3 separate regions of the Homo sapiens genome follow, and all the other regions are linked to region 3. A link is an interaction called in ENCODE POLR2A ChIA-PET data of the cell type or tissue named here. Cell type or tissue: OCI-LY7. All regions are shown on one strand. Links, peaks and the distances in the headings refer to the core of each region. The heading gives the core; the rest is flanking DNA. Region 1 has its middle 21 kb from the start of DLEU7. Region 2 has its middle 25 kb from the start of DLEU7-AS1. Region 3 has its middle 60 kb from the start of DLEU1-AS1.

Region 1 (4,992 bases), core at 1,287-3,786, 280 kb before region 3:
CCCCTCGTTTCCAGCTGCTCTGCTGTTCTTTATTCTTTATTCTGTTCTCTATTTTTCAGGGCCATAATGATTCACCTTCCTGCAGCCCAAGTTGTTGCATGGTTGGGAATGTGCTTAGAGAAAGAAAAGAAAAGGAAAGGGAAGGGAGAAGGGATGGAGGGAAGGAAGGAAGGAAGAAAGGAAGGAGGGAGAAAGGAAAGAAAGAAAGGAAGGAAGGAAGAAAGAAAGAAGCAGGAAGGAAGAAAGGAAAAGAAAAGAGAAGAGGAGAAAAGAAAAGAAAGGAAAGGAAAGGAAAAGAAAAGAAGGGAAAGGAAAGGAAAAGCAAAGAAAGGAAAAGGAAAAGAAAAGAAAAGAAAAAAGAAAAGAAGAGACAGCGAAGCCATAGATCTGGCCTCATGTAATTTTGTCTTTCAGGACTAGACTTTTTTCTGCATGCTTATTTTGTGGGCCACTAGGGTCTCCTCCATGCCTTTGGAGTTTGGCTGTTAGTCAGGGATTTGGGCAGAGTTTATGTTTAGAACTTGTGTTTCACTTTTTCCCTTACTCTTTCCCTGCCAGGATTGTCCCTTTAAATTTCCAGCTGCTTTTCCACCCCTCAACTCTTATCTCTGGCACCTTTAACTAATAAAGATGTGGTTTTCTTCCACAATTTTCTGTAGCCGTAGACACAGGGATTGGGCCATGCCCTTGGGCCAGAAAGCCACAAACTCATTTTACCCCTTCTAATTGCAGGTTTTTGTACTTAAACTCTCCTGCAGCTTCAGTCAGATCCAGTTTTAAGACAGACTCACTGTCTTAAAATTTTTTTATTTTATTTTACCCAGTTTTTATAAATGTTATTTGAAGGGTGGGTTCATGTGACCCACCCTGTTTACTCCTCTGCTATTACTAGCAGTAGCGATTGGTAACTATCTTCTTGTACCATTTAAAAAATATAATTGGAATCATTGTATACAAGTTCTGTGACTTTTAAAAAATACATTATACCTAGACAATTTTTCCATGTCAGTATGGTAAGTCCTCACTTAACATCGTGGATAGATTCTTAGAAACTGCCTGTGACTTTAAGGAAACCAATGTGTAATGAAACTAATTTTACCAGAGGCTGATTGATATAAATAAGAGTTAAGTTTCTATGGCATATTTCTGGTCAGAAAAACCAACAAACTTCTAAATAAAGACCAAAACACTTTCCATATTAAAATTTGAAATAAAGGTAAACGATATACACATTTAAGAAAGATTAATAAAAGCAAGCTAATTATATTATTTACCTGCTTATTCCATTTTACGGTCCAGACTGGCTGGAGCCTCTCCAGGCAGCGCAGAGTCAAGGCAGGAACCAGCCCTGGACAGGACACCATCCCATTGCAGGATGCACTGTCATACACCCATACTCACCCAGACCGGGACACTTCAGACACGCCAACTCACCTAATGCGCGGCTCTCTGGGAGGTGAGAGGAAACTGGAGTACCCAGGGAAAACCCGTGCAGACATGGGCAGAATGTGCAAACTCCACGTGGTCAGTGGTCCCAGCCAGGAAGTGATTTCTTTTTTTCCTCATCAACATGATAACAAAACAATGTTGAACAAAATGGCATTATTTGAGGACCTGCTGTACTTACATTGTTCTTTTTAATGGTTTCAGTGTATTTCTTAGTATGATATACTCTAAATTATTTATTCATCCCTCTAATTATGTAGATGAGGCTAAAGAAATGAGCTTAACAAAATAAATTATCAAATGACCAAGGTTTAAACCAATTAATAGTTTGGCATTTACATAATATAAAGCTGACTCTTGAGCAACATGAGTTTGAACTGCATGGGTTCACTTATGTGCGGAGTTTTCTGTCTTTTCTTTTTCTTTTTCTTATTTATGTATTTTTTTTTTTTTTTTTGAAGTCTCACTCTGTCGCTCAGGCGGGAGTGCAGTGGTGCGATCTTGGCTCACGTCAACCTCTGCCTCCCATATTCAAGCGATTCTCCTGCCTCAGCCTCCTGAGTAGCTGGGATTATAGGCGCCTGCCACCACGTCCAGCTAATTTTTGTATTTTTAGTAGAAACGGGGTTTCACCATGTTGGCCAGGCTGGTCTCGAACTCCTGACCTCAAATGATCGGCCCGCCTCAGCCTCCCAAAGTGTTGGGATTACAAGCGTGAGCCACTGCACCCGGCCATGTGTGGATTTTTCAACCAAACCTGGATCAAAAATACAGTATTCCCAAGTATATAAAGAGGGCCGGCTTTTCCTGTACTTGGATTCTGCAGGGCCCCTGCAGGACTTGAGTATGCTTGGATTTTGGCATATGTGGACGTTCTGGAACCAATCCCCTAATGATACAGAGGGACAACTGTACTGACAACAAATACACACAGCATGCCTAGATATACCCATGCCTGTGTTTGTATATGAAATATAGCTTCGTTGTCAAAAGGATGGGCTTTTTGTACCCAAATCAATTGCTTCTCAACGGATCCTGTTGTCTTTCTGTTTCCTAGGGCTGCTCCTGTGCCATGAGGAGTAAGGGAGATGGCTCACAGCTGGTCTCTACACATGTTAGCTATTTGCCTTATTACACTCACAGATAGGGCAGCTTAGAGTGCAGTAAGTTTCTCTATTCTACATCATTTCTTTGCCACATACACCTATGTCTTTTTCTTCTTTTAGCAATGACTATTACTTTTCTCTGATACCTCTTTAAGCTATATAATGCCGAACATTCTATCTTAAGCAAAATACTTAGCCACACATCTTTAAAACCGCAAAGACCTACTAAAATTTTAAGCTGTCACTAAAATTTTGTAACTAAATGCACCTCATATCCCTACAGATCCAACATGCCATAATATCAACATCCCTGAAGCTGAAATTTGTGCCATACTCCCATGGTGCTTTCAAAGTTCCTGGGGCGGTTAAAAGGCCCTGCAGCTGTTGTTTTCATTAGCACCTGAAGTGCATAGGAGGTGCTCTGACAGTATTTGTCAATCATCATCTACTGCCTCAAAATGATGCCAAACACAAACTTTCCCACAAAGGAAATTGTGTCAAAGTTAATTCTTCAACAGTAGCTCTTAATGCACCAAAGAAAATTTACTTGTATTCAGCTTATCTTCTTTTGAATGTCATGAGTGATATATAATTTGATTTAAAAAATTGCTTCTCCCCATTCTACTTTTTCTTTTTGTTTTTTTGAGGGGAGGTTTTATTATTATTATTATTATTGTGAAAAAACACATAACATAAAATTTAACATCTTAACCTTTTTTTTTGTTTTTTTGAGACGGAGTCTCACTGTGTTGCCTAGGCTGGAGTGCAGTGGCGCCATCTCTGCTCACTTCCACCTCCGACTCCTGGGTTCAAGTGATTCTCCTGCCTCAGCCTCCCAAGTAGCTGGGATTACAGGCGTGCGCCACCACGCCCAGCTAATTTTTGTATTTTTAGTAGAGATGGAGTTTTGCCATGTTGGCCAGGCTGGTCTTGAACTCCTGATCTCAAATGATCTGCCCACCTCAGCCTCCCAAAGTGCTGGGATTAAAGGCATAAGCCACCACACCCGGCCCATCTTAACCATTTTTAAGTGGCATTAAGTACATTCACATTGTCGTGAAACAGATCTCCAGAACTTTTTTATCTCGCAAAACTGAAACTCTATGCCCATTTAAAAAATCCTCATTTTCTTTTGCTTCCAGCCCCAGGTAATCACCATTCTGCTTTCTGTCTCTATGAATTTGACTACTTTAGATACCTCATGTAAGCAGAATCACAGTATTTGTCTTTTTGTTAACTGGCTTATTTTACTTAGCATAATGTCCTCATGGTTCATCTATGTTGCAGTATGTGACAGAACTTTCTTACTTTTTAAGGCTGAATAATATTCCATTTTATGAATTTACTACATTTTGTTTATCCATTCATGTCAATGGACATTTGTGTTGCTTGTAGCTCTTGACTATAGAGAATCATGCTGCTCTGAACATGAATGTACAAATATCTTTTCAATATACTGACTTCAAATTATTTGGATATATATCCAGAAGTGGAATTGCTGGATCATATGGTAGTTCTATTTTTAATATTTTGAGGAACCTCTATACTGTTTTCCATAGCAGTTGCACAATTTTACAGTCCCACCAATTGTGCATAAGGGTTCCAATTTCTCCACCTCCTCATCAACACTCGGTATTTTATGTTTATTGTTTTTTTTTTTTTTAGAGTAACCATCCTAAGAGTGTGAGATAATATCTCATTGTAGTTTTGATTTGCATTTCTCTGATAAATAGTAACATTGAGCAGCTTTTCATACGCTTGTTGACCATTTGTATCTCTTTGGAGAAAGGCTTATTTAATTCATTTGCCTATTTTTTAATTGGTTCATTTGATTTTTTGTGGTTGAGTTGTAGAAGTTTTTATGTATTCTGGATATTAACCCCTTATCACATATATGATTTGCAAATATTTTCTTCCATTCTGTAGGTTGCCTTGTCACTTTGTTGATTGCTTCCTTTGATGAACAAGAATTGTTTAAATTTGATATAATCCCATTCGTCTATTTTATCTTTTTTTGCCTGTGCTATTGGTGTTGTATTCAAGAAATCATTGCCAAGTCCAATGTCATGGAGATTTTCCCCTAGGTTTTCTTCTAGGGGTTTTATAGTTTTGGGTTTTTCATTTGGTCTTTAATCCATTTTGAGCTAGCTTTTGTGTATGGTATAAGAGAAGGGTCCAACTTTATTCTTTTGCATGTGGCTATTCAATTTTCCCAACACTATTTGTTGAAGAGGCTGCTCTTCTCTCATTAAGTGGTGTTGGTATCCTTGTTGAAGATCACTTGACCATATATGTGAGGGTTTATTTCTGAGTTCTCACCTCTGTTCCATTGGTCTGCATATCTTTCTTTATCCCAGTATGACACTGTTTTGATTACTGTAGTTTTGTAATATATTTTGAAATCAGAAAGTATGTATCCTCCAACTTTGTTCTTTTTCCA
Region 2 (4,992 bases), core at 1,632-4,131, 200 kb before region 3:
AGCCTCTTAATCACCCAGTAGTTGGCCAAGTTGCCTTAAGTGATCTTTTTTTATAGCTGAGGATAAGGCTGTAAGGACTATTCAGCACTCAAATTTTCAGATTCCAATTTTCAATTTCCAATGGGTCATATTAACTCCAGGATCAACTACCATATTTGGCTTCTAATAGAGCAAAATTCTAGGTGAAAACTGTTCTGTACTCCCCAGGTACTCCTCTCAAAAACAAAATTTAAGAAAATTGTAGTGTTACACTGATTACTATGATTACTGTCACATCTTCTGATTTAATCTAAAATTGCTCTAAGATGTGAAATAATTGAAAGCTAGTGAATGCCTGGCCTCATTCCTGATTCCGGGTGCATCCATCTCTGTGTCTCACTTGTCCCAACCCCAGGTGCCCATTGAATATGGGTTTTCTCCAAATGATTTGATGTCACACCTGCGTAAGTTACTCCTCAGCTTAAGTCAGCAGGAAGGAACATTAACCCAGGCCATCTAGTAGATTATCCATTGGCAAACTCAGGCTTCACAGGACCAACAGTCATGGCACTTCCATAGGGCATGACGTAAGCTGAGGGGTTGTCTCTTCTCCTTATATAAGCAGCCCAAGTAAAAGCCCAATTATGTTAAATCTAGAGAAGAACAAGAAGTCCCCAGACTCTCTTCAGTAAGAAAAAACTAATTTGCACATCTGAAGACAGCTAGTTTCAGGTTGATAACTGACAGCTCTAGGGAAGAACAGTTCACTCAGAGCTGCAGGACAGGTTCCAATATGAATCGCTTACTTTTATAAAGCACTTAACTGTTCACACAGATGCAGGGAAGGAGATTGATCACTCCACTACAGATCAGAGAAAGAACCCAGATGGTCCGAGCAGCTTGTCTAAGGTCACCGCTAGGGAGAAGTGGCAGGTCAGGGATGGGAGTCCATGCTTTCAAATGCAGCGGCCATGCAATCTCTCTGTGAGTGTCTCCAGGACAGGTTGCCATTTGTGCCCATAGAAAATGCACTTGAACACTTCTCCTGAGTGTGACATGCTCTGTGGAGGGAAATGTCCATTATCTGGGGGCACAAACATCTTTCTTGGAGAATAATGTGATCGAAAATTCCCATTGCTTCTCCTCCCTTGAGATGGAAACAAGTTGGGGAGAGGTATGCAGTGAACAATTCAGAAGAACCAATAACCAAGCTAAGTTAAGGCAGATATGCAGATGGAATTCCAGTAGGTTTGATTTCCACATGAGATGCCCAGCTGCATTTTTCCATCACTTTTTATGGGCCTCTAAGGAGCTGTGAAAAATACCTGGTCTGTAGGGACCAATGTTCTGAAGTAAGCAGCTAGGAAAAAATCCTTCTTTAATATGTCTTGAAGTGAATTCATGATTGCACCAGAAATATATCTTAATACAACATGAGCACATCAATAACCCAAAAAGCAGAAGTGCTTCCAAAGCACTTCAAGTGGACGTTTGATTAACATCTCACAGCTCTAGACATTTGGAAACTCTCTGCATCCAGGTTGCACAGAAATCCATGTGCCTGGCAAAACACAGGGGGCGGGTCGCTGAACTGAAGCTAGAGCTTACGGCTTTGCAAGAGCAAGGGTTGGCAACCTCTTAAAAACAGGGAGTGGTAAGTCTGTGATCTTTGTTCTGGCAGAGCAGTCACAGCACAGGCCTAGAGGGCCTGGCCATATCTCTATATGTGTTCCTTTGGGCGTGGTATGGGCCAGCATGGGGAGAGCCTATGGCAGGGATCAGGGACTGATGGCTGGGGATGGGTGTGTAAAAAAGTGTCTGTTGCTGGAGTAAATTTCAGAGGACTCACCTCAGCTCACCAGTACGTCTCCAGCACTTTGTGTTGAATTTGTGAGCACCTATTTTCTTTATGTTTTACATTCCTGCTACCTGTTTGTGGCAGAGACGCTATTGGCCATCAATCCATCAGCTATAGCCTGTACTTTCTTTTGCTCACAGGACTTCACTGCAGTCACCCTCCTCTGAGAGGTTGTATCGGCTGGGTCCCTCCCCATACTAGGGAGGGAAGCTCCACTGGTCTAAGCTAATCATAGTGGTGTCATTCTAAGTGAATGAAACTACAGAATAATTATAACTTGGAGTGAGATGGTTTGGGGATCAACAAGGCTTCCAGTTGGCCAGAGGGTGGACTCTGTGTAAGATTATGTGTAAGATGACGTAACCTGAAAATATAGATTAGAATCAAGCTATTGGGGTACTTTGAATGATAGGCCAGGAAGTTTAGATTTTGTTCATGTCATTGTTTGGTTCAGATAGTTTATTTGGAAGGCCATCTCTGGGGGCACAAAAGGGAAGAAGTAGGGGAAGTGAGATAGGGAAGGGAGAAACCAATGAAACATTTGTTAAATGAGTGATTTGCTGCTGTGAGCAATGGGAGCTCAGCCCTGCTGGGCCCCCTGAGAAATGGAGAAACACACTTTAGAATCCATCTACCGGAGATAAGGAGACTGAGGAATTCAGCAAGTGATTCCCAACCCCTATTGGTTGAGGTTGCCCTCAGCAGTGTTGACTTTTCCCAACTTCTGGGTTATACCTTTTGTAAAACAAGCTCCCTTGATGCTGGAGAAAACTTTTAGGAAGAATAGAAAAGAGACACACGCCTTTGAAGTGGGAAACTGTCTTGGGAGCTCATGTTGTAGGTGAACGCAGGCTGAGGGGAGGTGGACCCAGGCACCAACAGCATCTGCTACATTCAGTAATTAATGGAAGACACAGAAAATGTTTGAATAGGTAAAGGACATGATTAGAAGTTATCCTGAAGAGTTTTTTTTTTTTTTTTCTGTAGACAGTGTATATGATGGGTGGGAATTCACATTTTTATTCAAAAGACAATTTTGAGTCCTGTGCAATATGCTAGGAATATGGTAAGGAATAAATCTTCTGACTTCAAGAAGCTCACTATATGGAAACTAGGGCTATTTTGTAGAAGATGAGGAGGCTGTGCTAATGGTCAAGTGTGAAATAATGAGGAAGCAAATTAAAGCCATGGCAAGGGAAGGCAGAAAGGATAAAATGGTTGGAGATAAAATTGCAGAGATCAAATGAAGAGGTCGCAATAGCTTCTTGGACAAGGAGGTTGAGAGTGAGGGAGAATTCATAGATGACTAAAGTTTTGGTTATGGCTATTTGAGAATATCACACTGCCAACAACAGAATCTTAGATGCTGAGAAAAGAGCTATATTGGAGGATGGCACAGAGGCTGGGAAAATGATTACCATGGCAAAGACACAACATATGCACATGTCTGATTTCCGTTAGCCATTTATTGGAAATGGCTTTTGTTTCAGGAACCATGCCAGTCACTGTACTAAAGTCTAGTTACAAAGACTAATGAAAAATGATTTTTATTCTCAAGGGACTTACAGACCCTTTGTGAGGGAGGTGGTTTTCTAGATATGTGAGGAGTCATGATCAGACCACTAACGGAGGGAAGAGAGTGTTAAGAAAGGCTTCTTGAAATATATGACATTTGAGCCAAGTTTTTTGGGGGTATGGGGGAAAGAGATAGATGAAATGCTTTTATTCTAGAGGGCAGCCACTATGCATATAAATAAAACCACAGTTTGAATACATATGGAGAAGGACATACTAAATGTTCAAAGATATTCATGGCTTACAGAGCCTAAAAGTGTAGTGGGCTCTTGGCATCAAATTTCAAGATTTTCTGACTTCTAACATAAAATCTTAAAATCAAAGCCATCTATTTTTTAATCTCACAAATATTTGCAAATAAAACAATTCAGTAGAATTTTTTTTTATTTGTTCTATTTCATCTAAGGCAAAATCTTGTCAAAATTATCACAACTTCCTAGTGTTCTGAGCTGAGATGCGAAGGACAGATAGGAGTCTTCCCGGCAAAGACAGGCGTGGTCTAGATCATGGTTGCTATTGATAATTTATGCCACAGATGATAAGGAGCCATAAAAAGGGCTCCAGGTAGGGGAGTGTCACCATCAAATGTGTGTTTTAGGAAGATCCACGAGGCAGTGATGTGGGGAACAAGGGACTGAGGCAGGAAGACCATTTGCAGATGCTCTAGAGCAGCCGTTTTCAAAGTGTCTAGGGATGTTGGCGGTGCTCAAGATCTTCCTGGAGGTCCAGGAGTTCAAAACTATTTTCACAGTTACTAAGATGGTATTTGCTTTTTCACTTTCATTCTCTTACTGGTATACAGTGGAGTTTTCCAGAGGCGAAGTGACATGTGATGACAGCATTTCTCTGATGGCTGGTCAAATGTGCTTCGCTATTTTTGTGTGTTTTAAACATTCCTTTCTACTTTCTAGTTAATTTCTAAAGTGGCCTATGTCCAATATGGTAAATATTGATTGGTACAACCCTCATGAACAAAAGCACTTTGAGATTCTCAACAATTACTGAGTGTATAGAGGTTTTAGTACCAACAAGTCTGAGAACCACTGCTTTATAGATATTTACCAACTTGATTTAGAAAAATAGCCATTTAAGGAAGGCAGGCAGAAATTCTCCAGTTATTTGGGTAAGAAAATGCAGGCAGAAAATCAGAACATGTTTGATTGATTGCTTGAGCAAACCCAAGGATAGATGGACAGATGGATGGATTGGGAACTCATCTGAAGAAAGCCAGTGTTTGAGTGCTGGCTCTGGGAGGGAGGAATGGAAACCTATCTGGCAGAACAGGGGAAACGAGCGGAGACAGGAAGGCGAGATATCACACTTACTGACTCCCAGCCTGTTCTCTGCCTGGCCACAGACTCTGATTGCCCCTTCTGCATTTGCACACTCACAGATTCCATCTCTGTGAGATTGACCACAGGCCTTCTCCACCTCCCTCTGCCCTGTGCCGTACCTCGTTTCTGTGGGAACCCTTTTGGGAAAGGACCAATGATGACTTTACTTTTTGGACTGAGTTTATTTCACTTCAGCAACTATGTAGCCTGAGGATGGTATTCTCCCTCCACCCCAATTCCACATAA
Region 3 (4,992 bases), core at 783-3,282:
CAGAAATGCATATCTTAGTCATAAATTGGTCAGCATTCTGGAAATCTGAAGCCTTGAGATATTAGTAGGTTGGCTTTCAAGCTGCTTCTGCAGAGGTCTGCACAGAAATTCACATGTACACACTCAGTCACTTCCCTGCCTGCCTGTGCACCCTGGCCTGTATTCTGGGAACCTGCCAGGACACACAGGCCTGTCTGCCTGCAGGGTTCCACCCCAGCTGAGTCCTGAGTCAATGGTGGGGCTGGTAGCTGAACCACAGACCTCAAGATGCTCAGGCAAGCCCTGCAAAAGTCTCTGTTCCTGCACTGCATAACAAGCTTCATAGGTTTTTTTGGCTAAAAGGTATTTAAATGGAATCATTTTTTTCCATATTACTTTGAAAAGTTTATTTCATCAACCATGAAAATGTTTAATCATATTATTGGAGGTTTTAAGAAAACTCACCATGTTGAAGACGTTTCTTTTTTACTCATTTGAGGTAAAGAACACAATGATATTTAACTTTCCTCAAGGGGCACAGCAACTTAGACTTGAGATGAGCAATGCTTTAGGAATCACAGGGCATGAATGAGCCAAACAAGGAAAGAAAAGTCTACCCCTGACAGACTCAGGGGTCTACCCACTGAGTACCCCCGCGCCAGTGTAAAGTAATGTGTTGGGTTCAGTTTGAGTGATGGGTCTAATAAAATAGATTGGGGCCCACTGCCTAGCCAGCTTGCAAAGCCACTGATGCTCCACTAGGAGAGCACGTACCATGTTTGCTCCCCAAAGCTGACTCGTTCTAGAACTAGCACAGCCCTTCCCCCAGAGAGCCACATTCCCTTTAGGGGGCAGACATTTGGATAGAAAAGCCGTAGGAACACCTAGAAGGCTGGGTCTGGGGAGCTGGCCTCCAGCCTCTCCTTTCATCCAGCAGAAAGCACCTCTCTCTGACAGTTTTCACCCCCATCAACAAAATCAGACTGCTCTAAGCTGCAGTCCCGGGCAGGCCTGCCCTAACACCTTCTAGCAGGCCTAGGGAAGAGTATAAATGGAGGTCTGCCTAGCACAGGTCTAGATTTGTAAAAGTTACACAGAAGCTCACAAATCATTAAATATGCTTGCTCCTCTATATTGATAAATATATCCAGAAGGCTGAGGACCCATTTAGAATTCAGACTCCTCACAGTTCTGCAGCAGAACGTCAGAGCTTCTGGAAAACTGGATGCTATCACTTAGGTCCCAGCCTATGACCCATCCTCCTGTCCTTTCCTCCCTGGCTCTGTCCAACATCAGTTCTCACTTCCATGAACTGCCCACACAGTTCCTCCCACGCACTGCCCACACAGACTGCCTTGGCCACCCCTTGATGGAATACACTAGATTGCACCTGGGTGTGGGAGGGCCTTGGCTGTTTGGGTAGCCACCGAGGGGCAGTCTAGGGGGCAGTGCAGGCAGGCCGAGGGAAGCCGAGCTGAATCCCCTAAAGAACAGGGCCCAGGCTGGGACTCATGCCTGGGCCGTTAGCACCAAAAAGCAGATCCAAGGCAAACAACCAGCAAAGGCGAGGAAAAGGTCAGGACTGCTGAGTTTCTTGGTGATGGGGCAACTTTTGTTTGCGTGAACTGGGAGGAGGTAGGGAGAGGATGGGAAAGGGGAACCAAAAGGTCTGAGTGATGCGCCACCCAAGGGGTGAGAGTGAAAGAAGCCGAGCATTTGCCTTCAAGATGAATCAGGGTCAACTATTTGGGAGTTGGCGTGGACTGAAAATGGTGGATCAAAATTTATCTCTGGAGATATCCCCTGCCTTTCCCAAACACAATGTCAAAGAAAGGTCAGACATTAAAGTAACCACAAGGAACCTAAAAATATGGTCTTCATAGCTGTAAGACTTTGAAGAGCTTTTCTTTTTAAATGAAGGGGGATGGGAGTGGCATCTTAATCAAGCAGCCTTTCGAAGTCCTAACGGTTTTCAGGTTTTCTCAAGACCTTCCTATAAAACCAAAAGACACAGATGAATTTATTTTACAAATTTAAGCACATATGGGAGAAAAACAGCACAAAAAGCCTGAGGTTTGGTGACAAAAAGAAATCAAGAACAAAGTAGCAGGAGAGAAGTCTTTTAGAGTTTTTCAGACAAAGAGGAACTGGCCGAACATGATGCAGAGAGGAAGGCGGTCTCAGAGCAGCCTCTTGAGACTCTATAATGCAAACATTCTGTTTATTTAACAACTTTGTTCCCAGAAGTTCAAATTCTCACTCTGCCTACATTCAATTCTGTCCGTATTCTACAAGGCAACTGGTATTTCTTCACACCTCTTGCCCTGCTGGGAGAATCACAAAAGACCCGTCCTCTCTCTTCTCTGTGCCCTGGATCTTGTAGCCATATCCAGTAGGGTTTTGAGACCTGGGGAGGATAGACGACTATGAGAATGAGATCAATAAAGCAGCCAGGCTTGGGTGTGGAGGTTAACAGAGTGTGAGGGGATTGAAGGAAGAGACAAAAATTACTTTTGTCACCAATGAGAAGTTTTAGACTCCAAGAGGTTTAATAACTTGTCCTAAAGCAAGCGTGGAAGCCAGAAAGTCTGCAGACCCCCAAATGCCAAACCCTGCTCCACGCAGCAGGATCCAAGCACAGCCCAGTTACCCTCATCCCCGCACAGGGCAGAGAACCAGAGCACAGAAGATGACAATACCCAGAGGAAATCTGAAAAGCAGCATGAAGGTAATTACAGATTGGAAGGAAACTTATTCCAAAGACTTAGAGCTATATAACCTGGCCCAGCGACTGCATTGCTAAAAGGAAACACAATAGTGGTGGATATGAAATGAACATTCAAAAGGCATAAACAAAGGCTTAGGCTACTCCAAGGGAAACATAAATTCAGTGATGTGATGGAAAATATAGGCTTGATTTGAGGAGAATTACTATATTGGGAAGATCTATTAATCTGTTGATAGTCTCTCAAAGAAAGTGATGGCAGCTTGCTAGCTTGCTTCATTTAAAGTCAGTCTGTATGAGGAGCTGGAAAATACATTTCGGGGAGCGGGACTGAGCAGCGGGAGAGGGATGGGTTGCCCTCATAAATCTTGTTCATTTTTCATCTTGATGATTTTTCTCTCCCGTTTCCTCCCATTCTCTTTGTATTCTCATCCAAATGCCCCTCAGAACAACAAAATCCTCTCCCATGGAAATTTCTTCCTAGGCTAAGGGAAGGGAGGTGCTGCCCCATGGACTGGGATTGTGAGTGGGGTGGATAATTGGTCTGTTTCACTCAGGTCCTGCAAGGCCAACAAAAGGGGGGTTTGCCCCATGGGTTATCTTCCTCTGCTGGCCTGGCTTCTCTGTGCTCAAGTGGGGCCTGTGTCTCCCCTGCTTGGTACCCAAGGACTAAACCTTTAAGATGCCAGCTCTTAAAATCAGGAGTCGAAACCCCAGTACAGAGGGCTGAGATGATCCAGGTGAGCTAAGACACCTTTTCAGCTCTGGTCAGGAGACTGAGCGACAGCCTTTCACACCCTTACAGCAGGAGTGTGACAATTTCCCTAATGCTTTTTCAAGGGCTTTCATTTTTATCCAAATAGCTTCTAGCATTGCCAAGTAAAAGGAGAGGTGTTGCTATTGTCCAAACTATAAGCGAACAGCACAGTCTTATGTGAATCCAATTGAACGAGAGTTTTGCTGGAAGGTCCAAATAGCAAACCACTTTTTCCAGATGTCACAAAGCCTGAGGTCTGTGTGAAGGAAAACGCAGTGCTCTGGACTTTTCATCTGGTATATCTGTGGAAAGACCCCTTAAAGAAAATGTTTACTTCACACTCAAGCTGCTCTGAGCTCTGAGGGTGCCCCAACAGCCCCTTGATTTAGTATTTCAGAAACACACTCTTGTGTGAGAGGCGAAATTATCCTGGGAAAAAATGGGACTTGGACCCTAGGTTTTATTTGCTGAAATAAAGATTGCAGAAATAGATAGGGACAGAGAAAATGGTTTTGAAATATGTTCCTTGTTATAACCCTGTTGCCAGCACTTAAATAAAAGGGGGTTTAAAGAAGTAAATCCCTGCTCGGCATCCCAGGGGAGCAATTCTGTCTTAGGGATCTTTGCTGACACAGCTGATGCATACTCAAGACATCTGCAGGATGAAGTGCTCTGTGGCTAAAAGTAGAAGAGAATCCACTAAGAAATAGCCACACCGTGTGGAAGCGAAACCTCATCAAGCTGTGCAAATGTGGCTCGTGGAGAACCTAGCCTGATTTCCTGGATTTACACAGTACGCAGTATAAATCATAAAACCCAAAGAACGAATTAGACTTTTAATCATAAAATATTAGCATAAAAAGGCCGAAAGCTGACACCAGCTTTGTTCTCCGAGGCACACAAAGGGCTCCCTTAGCCTTCCCACCTTGACTCACTCACATTCCTTGTCTACCACTCTGTCCCAAGTCCCTGTCCTCTGCCTGTCTCCCAAGCCCAGTTTATCAGACTAAACGTGTGTCCATTGTCAGAAAGCTAGCTTTGTTCCATTCCTTCTAAGTGGGTACATACACTTACCATCCACTGGGGTTCCTACATGTTCCAACGGGTTAGGGGCACCTTGTTCATGGATAAGTAAATTGGCTTCTGGGAAGCTCAGCTTATTATGCAGTATCTCTGGCATTTCAGAGGTTGGGGAGCTTGGGTTCTTACTGTCACTTCTGGCTCTTATTCCTGCTCCTGAATTCCCTAGTGTCACTTCTGGCTCTTATTCCTGCTTCTGAATTCCCTTTCTCTTGTCTATTTCTTACCTCTGGAATGTGCCATCTCTTCTCTGTACTACATGACCTTACACTGAATATCCTACCCATCTACCCCAAAGCTACAGACTTTTACTGAAGGTTGGGGATTGCTATGGTGTGAACGTATGTATCCCCCACAAATTCATATGTTGGAACCTAAGACGCAGCGTGATAGTATTAGGAGGTAAGGCCTTTGACAGGTGATTAGGCCATGAGGGCTCTGTCCTCATGGA

What was found. Peaks named below come from ENCODE experiments on the same cell type or tissue, not always from the same donor. Only the 100,000 strongest peaks of a DNase experiment are listed, where the experiment ranks them.
Region 1: POLR2A ChIA-PET joins it to region 3 with 5 read pairs; 2 of 35 experiments call an interaction of 5 or more read pairs at or near these places.
Region 2: POLR2A ChIA-PET joins it to region 3 with 6 read pairs; 2 of 35 experiments call an interaction of 5 or more read pairs at or near these places.

Annotation. Positions count from the first base shown.
Region 1 is chr13:50,862,669-50,867,660 of GRCh38, reverse strand. No RefSeq gene overlaps it. Among named protein-coding and RNA genes, the nearest start is that of DLEU7, 21 kb to the right of the region's middle. In OCI-LY7, for the core only: no CTCF peak of the experiment used is centred there; no DNase peak of the experiment used is centred there.
Region 2 is chr13:50,780,601-50,785,592 of GRCh38, reverse strand. It overlaps a transcript of DLEU7 not described here. Among named protein-coding and RNA genes, the nearest start is that of DLEU7-AS1, 25 kb to the left of the region's middle. In OCI-LY7, for the core only: no CTCF peak of the experiment used is centred there; no DNase peak of the experiment used is centred there.
Region 3 is chr13:50,584,476-50,589,467 of GRCh38, reverse strand. No RefSeq gene overlaps it. Among named protein-coding and RNA genes, the nearest start is that of DLEU1-AS1, 60 kb to the right of the region's middle. In OCI-LY7, for the core only: no CTCF peak of the experiment used is centred there; a DNase peak (open chromatin) is centred at 2,147.